2 separate regions of the Mus musculus genome follow, and region 2 is linked to region 1. The links are chromatin loops, found by intact Hi-C in ENCODE. Cell type or tissue: heart. All regions are shown on one strand.

What was found. Hi-C counts contacts between places; a loop is a spot of excess contacts. Peaks named below come from ENCODE experiments on the same cell type or tissue, not always from the same donor. Only the 100,000 strongest peaks of a DNase experiment are listed, where the experiment ranks them.
Region 2: it touches region 1 in a loop (2.7-fold over the local background); 1 of 42 quality-filtered maps calls a loop at or near these places.

What each region holds. Positions count from the first base shown.
Region 1 is chr13:115,218,329-115,222,328 of GRCm38, forward strand. No RefSeq gene overlaps it. Among named protein-coding and RNA genes, the nearest start is that of Gm25985, 100 kb to the left of the region's middle. In heart, a CTCF peak has its summit at 1,583 (motif pointing left); no DNase peak of the experiment used is centred here.
Region 2 is chr13:115,123,677-115,127,676 of GRCm38, forward strand. The region is part of intron 2 of Gm41075 (a long non-coding RNA gene); the gene reads left to right. Among named protein-coding and RNA genes, the nearest start is that of Gm25985, 9.6 kb to the left of the region's middle. In heart, no CTCF peak of the experiment used is centred here; a DNase peak (open chromatin) is centred at 1,675.

The DNA.
Region 1 (4,000 bases):
TCTTGCTGTTTCTGGATCTCTTCCTATTTTTTCATGTCCTATGTTAATATCCTATTTTTAATGTGATGCTTGTTTTTCTGCAACAAACCTATTTTTTAAAACATGAATGTCTCCAATTTTATCCATTTTCCCATAACTGACATTGTTTCTTATCTGAAAAATATATGTTATGAGTTTTTAATCTATTTACCTGTTCATGAGTACTTGATCTGATTCTACCACTAGCCTGTAATAACCAATGCTGATGTTAACTTGATAAATTTATTATATGCTGACTTTGGTGCCTTTGGGTACTGATGTAGGAGAGATATCGTTAGAGCATATGGTACTTATATATTTTAAGAATTATTGTACTTATTCATGCAGTTACTACAAAATTCCTCATATTGAGGACATATTTTGGGTCATTACACTTTAGATTCAGTACTTTTTACTATTAACCTATTAAAAAGTATTAACTATCCTTCCTTTGCATTTTTTTCCACTAACAAAGGATTGACTTCCAATTTTACCCTCTTTGCTATCACTCTGTAATTATATAATTACACATAGGTATATCTTATGGCACTTCCCTTTATGTGTCTGTGTACTCCCCTAGTGTGACCTACATTTTCTCCTTTGTCTTTTATGGGGAGTCTAATGGGATATTTAGCATTTGTCAGAATGTAACATACTTGATACTAGGGTTCTGCCTGAAATTCTGGTGTAAAGAAAAGAAGGTATTTTTTTGGAGGGGGTGAGAAACGCCCTTGGCCCTGGCATTCTTCATAGACTTCTCCCCGAGTCTGGGCTGTCAGTCTCACTATCACAGAAGAAGGCTTATCTGTTTTCTCAGACTTCTGCTCTTAGGCAGACATACAAAGGAATGCCAGCAAGCATCCAGGGACGGGCTTCCTGAGACACGTTTATAGCTCGACTCTGAGAAGTCTCATCCGCAGCTATTAAGATTAGGCATCTTACTTTCTTTAAATATATTTCATTACTGCATTTTGAGTGCATCTACTAGTTAATAAAACAGAATACAATATTCTCTTCCTTTTTATGTTCACTTCGTAATCCAGCTACAAATCTTAATGATTTATTCACAATAATAAGAGCAGGGAATTATTGAGAAACTCATATTTACATATATGCATATGTATCACTTCAATCTCCAAAGATTTGAACAGTTTTAATATTAATTACTGTCATTAATTTATAAAAACAAAGCTTGTTTGGAAATTTATATACTTCTATACGCTAGTCCTTGATTATTGACTATAAATAAACATAAATTTGTGTATGATATTCTTTTATTAATTGTGATATTTTGGTTTGGGGATTTAGCAAATGAGGCAACTAAGAAAAGTCAAATATGGCTGTAATTTTAGTTCCACACATTCAGTGCCCCTCATTAACAAGAGAATATCTGATTCCCTTACCACCATTTTTGCCTTACATTTTAAAAGTTGTTTTTCCTAAGAAAAACACATATTTAATTTTATATTTTTCCTGTACTACAGCATGATCATATTTCCAACATGTTTCCTGAGTTGCTTAATAGGTTTTAGAAGGAGTTAAAATTAAGTCATTCTGCTACCTTGTGGCTACAACTTGAAATAACAAATAGTCTGTTTAAGATTTAAGACTTTAAGCTTGGCTGTTAAGATAAGAAAACAAAATCAATACCTGCAAGGAACACTTGATCTAAGTAGAATCCTCAGTCGTTATCAATTTTATCTTCCTTTCTACCCAGGGAGACACCGAGAAGATGCCACTTATGCTGTAGGGTGACTGGGGATGGATTTAGGGCAGATAGCAGAGATGTGACAGAGGAATTAATGATTCCTTAGAGACACTAAGGAATTGAAGTTCCTGGTAATTTTTCTCTCAGAAAGTCAGATTCTGGTAAATCAGAACAAATGTTTTCTTTCTTTCTTTCTTTCTTTCTTTCTTTCTTTCTTTCTTTCTTTCTTTCTTTCTTTCTTTCTTTCTTTCTTTCTTTCTTCCTTCCTTCCTTCCTTCCTTCCTCTCCCTCTCTCTCCCTCTCTCTCTCTCTCTCTCTCTCTCTCTCTCTCTCTCTCTTTCTTTCTTTCTTTTGGGTATTTATTTCATTTACATTTCCAATGCTATCCCAAAAGTCCCCCACACGCTTCCCCACCTTCTAATCGACGACACAATGCATCTACACATACGAAAAATCCTCTGTTCCTTTTCATTCAAGCTAAAGTTATATCAGCCTTTAGATTAGACCAGAGCCACAGTGTCATGAAGGTTTTCCAGGGTCGATTTTATTTTAGTTTTGGCAGAAAACCCTGTTAGAAAAGGAGAGGTAGGCTTCTTGAACTACAGCCTTCAGCATTTTCTGAGGCTGCTGTTCTTCTTACCCGAGTCCCTGCACTTTGAGTCTATTTACGGGTTAGCTTCCATGTTGAGTGTGAGAAACTAGAGGGATCATTTCCCTACCTCTACTCTTTCCCGGGCTGAATGGGACTTGAAAAGAGGAGGAAGCCGTTTCTCATTATTACTTAGATCTTAAGGCAACGACTCAGTCTTCATCTTGTGAAACAATTAGCTTGCATTTATAATCTTCATCACTTCCTTTAACTCTGCAACTTGATGTCTTGGTTGTGAGCCTTGACTTTAATAAATGATCCAGCTCTCGAGTCCAACTCTCCTAGCAAGACACTTTACGTCTTGGGTTGCCAAAGATGCCTTTATAGTTAAGAAAAAAATCTTTTATTTTGTGCAATATTAACAGCAAAGTGGATACTTCAAGCATTTATGCTTTTTTTTAGATGAAATGATCACCCTCCATTTCTTATATGATTGTATTTGATCAGTGTTGTTTATGTGGATGCTTTAATCATTGAACCTTTATTCACTGAAGTTCTTTATAATCTAATCTACAAAATAGACACACATCTGTTCAGTTCTACCACCACCTTTTAAAAAACATCTTTGTCTTTGCAAAGCCCTCTATTTCCTCTGGCAGATGCTGAAAGTATTAATGGTGGCCAAGAGGCTTCTGTCTCTTAATGAGTAGCAGGTGTGGTAAGAAAGCCTTATTATTTATCACTTCCTCAACAGGACACTGTTCTATGCTTGTAAGACATTTACGCTCTTCTCCATCAATGCTGTCTTTATTTCCTATGGAGTATCTCTGTGTCTAAAATGAATGTTACACTTCACACTAAACCTTGACATTCACCACCTCAGAGACTACCTTCACCTACCGTGCACAGTAATGGGGTCAGCTAGAGGAACTCTACTAATGTTTCCCAGATTTGGGATTATTTGAGGTCACGGGGTAAGGGAGTGGGTGGGAAGGGAGGCTACAGAGGAAGGAGATGACTATATTTCTCGATTGAGCTTTTGTTTCTGATCTTTGGTGTGTGAATAGAAACCTTTCCCATAGATCGGCTGCTCCAGATGGATTGGAGCTGGTCCATTTGGTTTTCTTTGTTTGATGTTCTGCTGAGATTAATGAGAAAAACACCTCTTTGGATATGGGATAGTTCCATATCTTAAGGCTGAATCCATTGTCCCCAGCATGAAGAGTCATTAATTGGTATTAACTATATTTCTTTGAAACTGCAGAGTTTAGATTCTGATACACACCTGCTTAAGGTTCTCCCATTATGCTCAGACCTTTCAGGGATTATGTTTAATGGTACACACAAAATTTGAAAAGTTTTATTTTTACTTCTTACTTATGTTTATGTGTGTCTGCATATGTGTGTGGTATATCCATGCAGGCATGAAGAGTATATCATAACTACTGATTCTGGGATTATAGACAGTTTTAAACTGTTTACCATGCATGCCCAGAAATGAACTCAGGCCCTCTGGAGGAGCAGCAAGTGCTCTTAACATCTGCATGCTCTTTCCAGTCCCTTGCTCTATATACAATTTATAAAAAGAGTAATAATTTTAAATTGTAGAAAACTTCATTCACATGATCTTTGGGCTTCAGGTGTCCTGAAGAAGTCTAGGATTTAGAGTTTAAATGGTCTACATT
Region 2 (4,000 bases), 95 kb before region 1:
CCATCTTGATGAATCCACCACATTTTCTCCAATATGCCCTTAAAATAAGCTGTTCTAAGTTACATTTGTGGGAAGCTCTTGTTCTCATGTTAAGAAAGAAACCATCTTGTCAAAAGGCACTGACAGTGTCCTCAAAAGCACATGTGTTTGGCAGCATATAAACATGGGATGGCATTAAAATAGTTTACTATTATTAAACCCCTGTGAATTTGATTTTCCTGTATTTTAAAGTTGCATATACATTCACCTTCCTTGAAGGTCAAGAGATGTATTGTAGCCCACCTAGGGAATTAGCTACTATATTCCACCTAGTGACACTGTTGATTGAATGTTACTTCACAGAACAGTTTTCCAAATGCTTCCAGAAGATGGAGAAAATTCAGAACCAGTGAACAATTATTATCACGATACTCTGCCCTTCTGTAGCTACTTTTACTTCTTTTACTTCAATAAAGTTGAAGAAGAAAAGAAAATCACAAAATCGTGCTTTAAAAGATTTGAAACTTACAAACAGGAAATACAGGCATCAGAGCTTTCTGCTATAGAAAGGGCAGTCAATGACTAAGGTTCTGCTAACTCATGGCACAGTTGTGTATCTCTCAAAAACTATGTAGGGTGACGAATTCTCAGCTGGAATACCTCTGTCTTTAGAAATTCTCATGGTTCTTTAATCATCACATACTCTGAAGCCCCCTTTCAATTGCTGGGGCAGCCACAGAGAGTTGTAAAGACCAAGAGTATGCTAGCCTGTGACCGGAGCTCCGATGTCTTCCTGAGACAAGTCATTGAGGTAGGTAGGGATTTGCTCCACTTAGAGGGAACCATATCCTTCTAAGACAATGCAAGGAAAAGAATGTTTGGGAAGATTTCAGTGGAGCTGAACCGAAGGGTTCTGAAATGCTCACACACACAATAGTAGGATCTGTAACTCTTCAGTTTTTGTTTCAGTTTTCTGAAACATCTTGGGTCAAGGGGAATATCAATCAGCACATTCATTTCTTCTGGCAGAGCTGATAAAAGGACTACAAGGACAGGGAGAAGTGACAGCAGGGCAGGTGGCCAGGGACACAGGCCCAATCATGATAGAGAGAGGATGTAAGGGAAAGAATGCCCTAGTCTTACTGTTGTTTTTGACTTGAAACTACCAACCATAGGGTCTGTTGACACTAATATCCAACCCCTTAAATCTGTTTATCTTTAGGATCTGCCTCTTCTGCTAGTTAGGCACTTCAAAACTATTCAGAAAAGAGACATTAAAAAAACCCCTTGTGTTTCAATTTCCTTTTCCACTGGAATAATACATGCATAACACACACACACACACAATTTATAATAATAATTCTTATGAGTCGTGACTATATGCTGTCTTACTACATATAGATTATTACTCGATATCAAGCATCTTCTTTTATTTAATATTCTTTCATGTTGGTATGATTACCAGCTACTTGATTACATATTTTTAAAAGGAAAGAAACTTTGATGTGCTCTATGAAGATAACGTTCCGAGTTAAAAAAAAAAAATCCATGACCTGCTCAAAAATTTTTGGATGCTCACACTGTGACACAAAACCTCAGACTTACAAACAAGGGTTTCTGGAAGTTTGATACACAAGGTCCTCCACCCATTTTCCTGTCACACAGGATGTATTGGCTTTTGTTGAAATACAGCGTGACACTAAATAGCTGGCGACCACTGAATGTGTTGCTCATTATTGGGATCACTCCATAGAGCTGCATTTACAGGAAATCAAATGACCTTTCAGATAAAATTTCTGATGCCAAATTAAAAAAAAAAAAAGACAATTTAAGACTTTGTTGTGACATTTTTCAGGCATAGAGCTTGAGTTTTATATATGCCCAGAAAACTTTGTTCTTAAATCCTCACAGTCACAGTTAACTTAGGTACATTTTTAACAAACAAGATTTAAGAACTTTCTTCATTTACTTCATGCCTTCTAGCATAATATCTGCTAGGTTTGAACCATGAAGGAGCAAAGTAACATTTTAGCAATGATGCTAATTTCATGGGCATGTAATCAAACACTTAAGCTCAGTAATTTATGAAGTTATATTGCCTTTTTCAGAATATTTGTTTGAGATAAGTTTTTAACATCCTGTTCATGAATTTGTCTACTGTAGGACATAGTATAATAGAGTTATAGACTTTGTACTATTGGTTAATAAAACCTATCCATCATGTCTAATTTCCTGTTGACACTGACTATGTCTACAATTGTGGTTCTCAACTTGAGGACTAAAACACCACTGGGGAATGCATATCACTTATTTACATTATGATTAATAACAGCAGCCAAAATACAGTTTTGAGGTAACAGTGAAATAATTTTATGGTTGTATTTTACCATAGCATGAGGAACTGTTTTAAAGGGGCACAACTTTAGAAAGGTTGAGAACCACTGGTCTAGAAAGAAAAGGCAGAATTGGGTAGAAGGAAAGATTATTCACATTGCTGTCTGAAGTCTCTCCAGACAGTCTAGTGACTCTTGCTTTCAGAGAGGATACACTTACCATGTAGCCCAAATAATTTTCAGCAATGTAAATGAGCTAAAGAAGGTCCTGTTCTCATGAAACTTTTTTTTCCCTTTTGGTGGATGGAGTTGGGAAAGAATAAGCAATAGACAATAAGTGAATATTCACACATGAATAAATGTAAGAAACATTATTACAATAGAGTGGCAGTGGCCACCATTAGGATACTGAAAGAAGAGCTTCTTTGACAAATGACACACAATGTGCTGTATGACTGACAAGCTTGTGTCCATCATAAGGATCATCCACATGATATGGTATGATGTTGCTAACCAACTCCTCTTTCAAGCTGGGGTTTCTCTATCTTTTGACTAAATCTAAATGTGGAGCCGTCATACCACCAAGACCTGTTAGGAGCCATTCTCCACTTCAGAGTCATGAAAAGTACAAAATAAAGCATGCGCCAATCTCCTTGGGTCACATATTTTCCACTATTCATCCAGTGAGACTGTGTACAGTTTGCTCAAGAAGTCTGGAGGAAATACAGATAATAAATACATGTGTCATGAGGAAAAAGCAAACTAATTGAGATTGGAGGGATGACTAAGTGGGTAAGCTCACAAGAAAGCTGCTCTTACAGGGATCCAAGTTCACTAGATAGCTGCTCAAGTTCAATTCCCAGCATCTATGTGGAGCAGCTGGAAACCACCTATAACTTCCTATCAAGGGGAAGCTGATACTTTTTTCCTGGCCTTTACAGCTATCTACACACATGTGGCATACTTGCAGATACACATATGTTGCGGATAGCTCTGGGGCTAATTGTATTTGATGTTAATTCTGCTCTCCTGTGAGAAGTTGTGAACAAGGAATGAGTCAGCACTCAGGTGATTAGAGTAAAGTGGAGCAGAAGCACCTGGCCTGGAAAAACCCCGTTACAAGGGGTCTCTTATACGGGGAAGATGGTGGTGTAGCGGTAGATCTGCCCAATCTAGGCACACAGCATGTATTCATTTTAACTGAGTTGTGTTTTCACTGACCGGACTTATTTGTGTTGGAGAGTTACTGTAACACACACACACACACACACACACACACACACACACACACCTTAAAAAATAAATAAATCACTCATTGAAGGGCAGCTATTTGTAGAGGCAAATATAAAGTAAAACCAAACCTGGGTGTGAGTATGTAGACGTTGTATGAGAAAGCAGAGCATGCACAGCTACCATCCCTTTGTACTTCTTATGTTTCTGTCTACTGGACTGTGAAAGGAAAGTATTAAAGGCAGGGCTCAAAGCAATAGCAACACAATTTGTGCTGGAAGTGCAAGGAATTGATAAGACATCAGACCATGTTGTCCATGGTAAGTAGACTTAGTGATAGTACTCTACCTTAGAGAAAAGATGAGATTGTTTGTTTGTAAGATTAATTTTGTGTCAAATATCAAAGTCAGGTTAGTAATAGTCCAGTTACATGCATCTAGACTCTCCTTCACTATGGC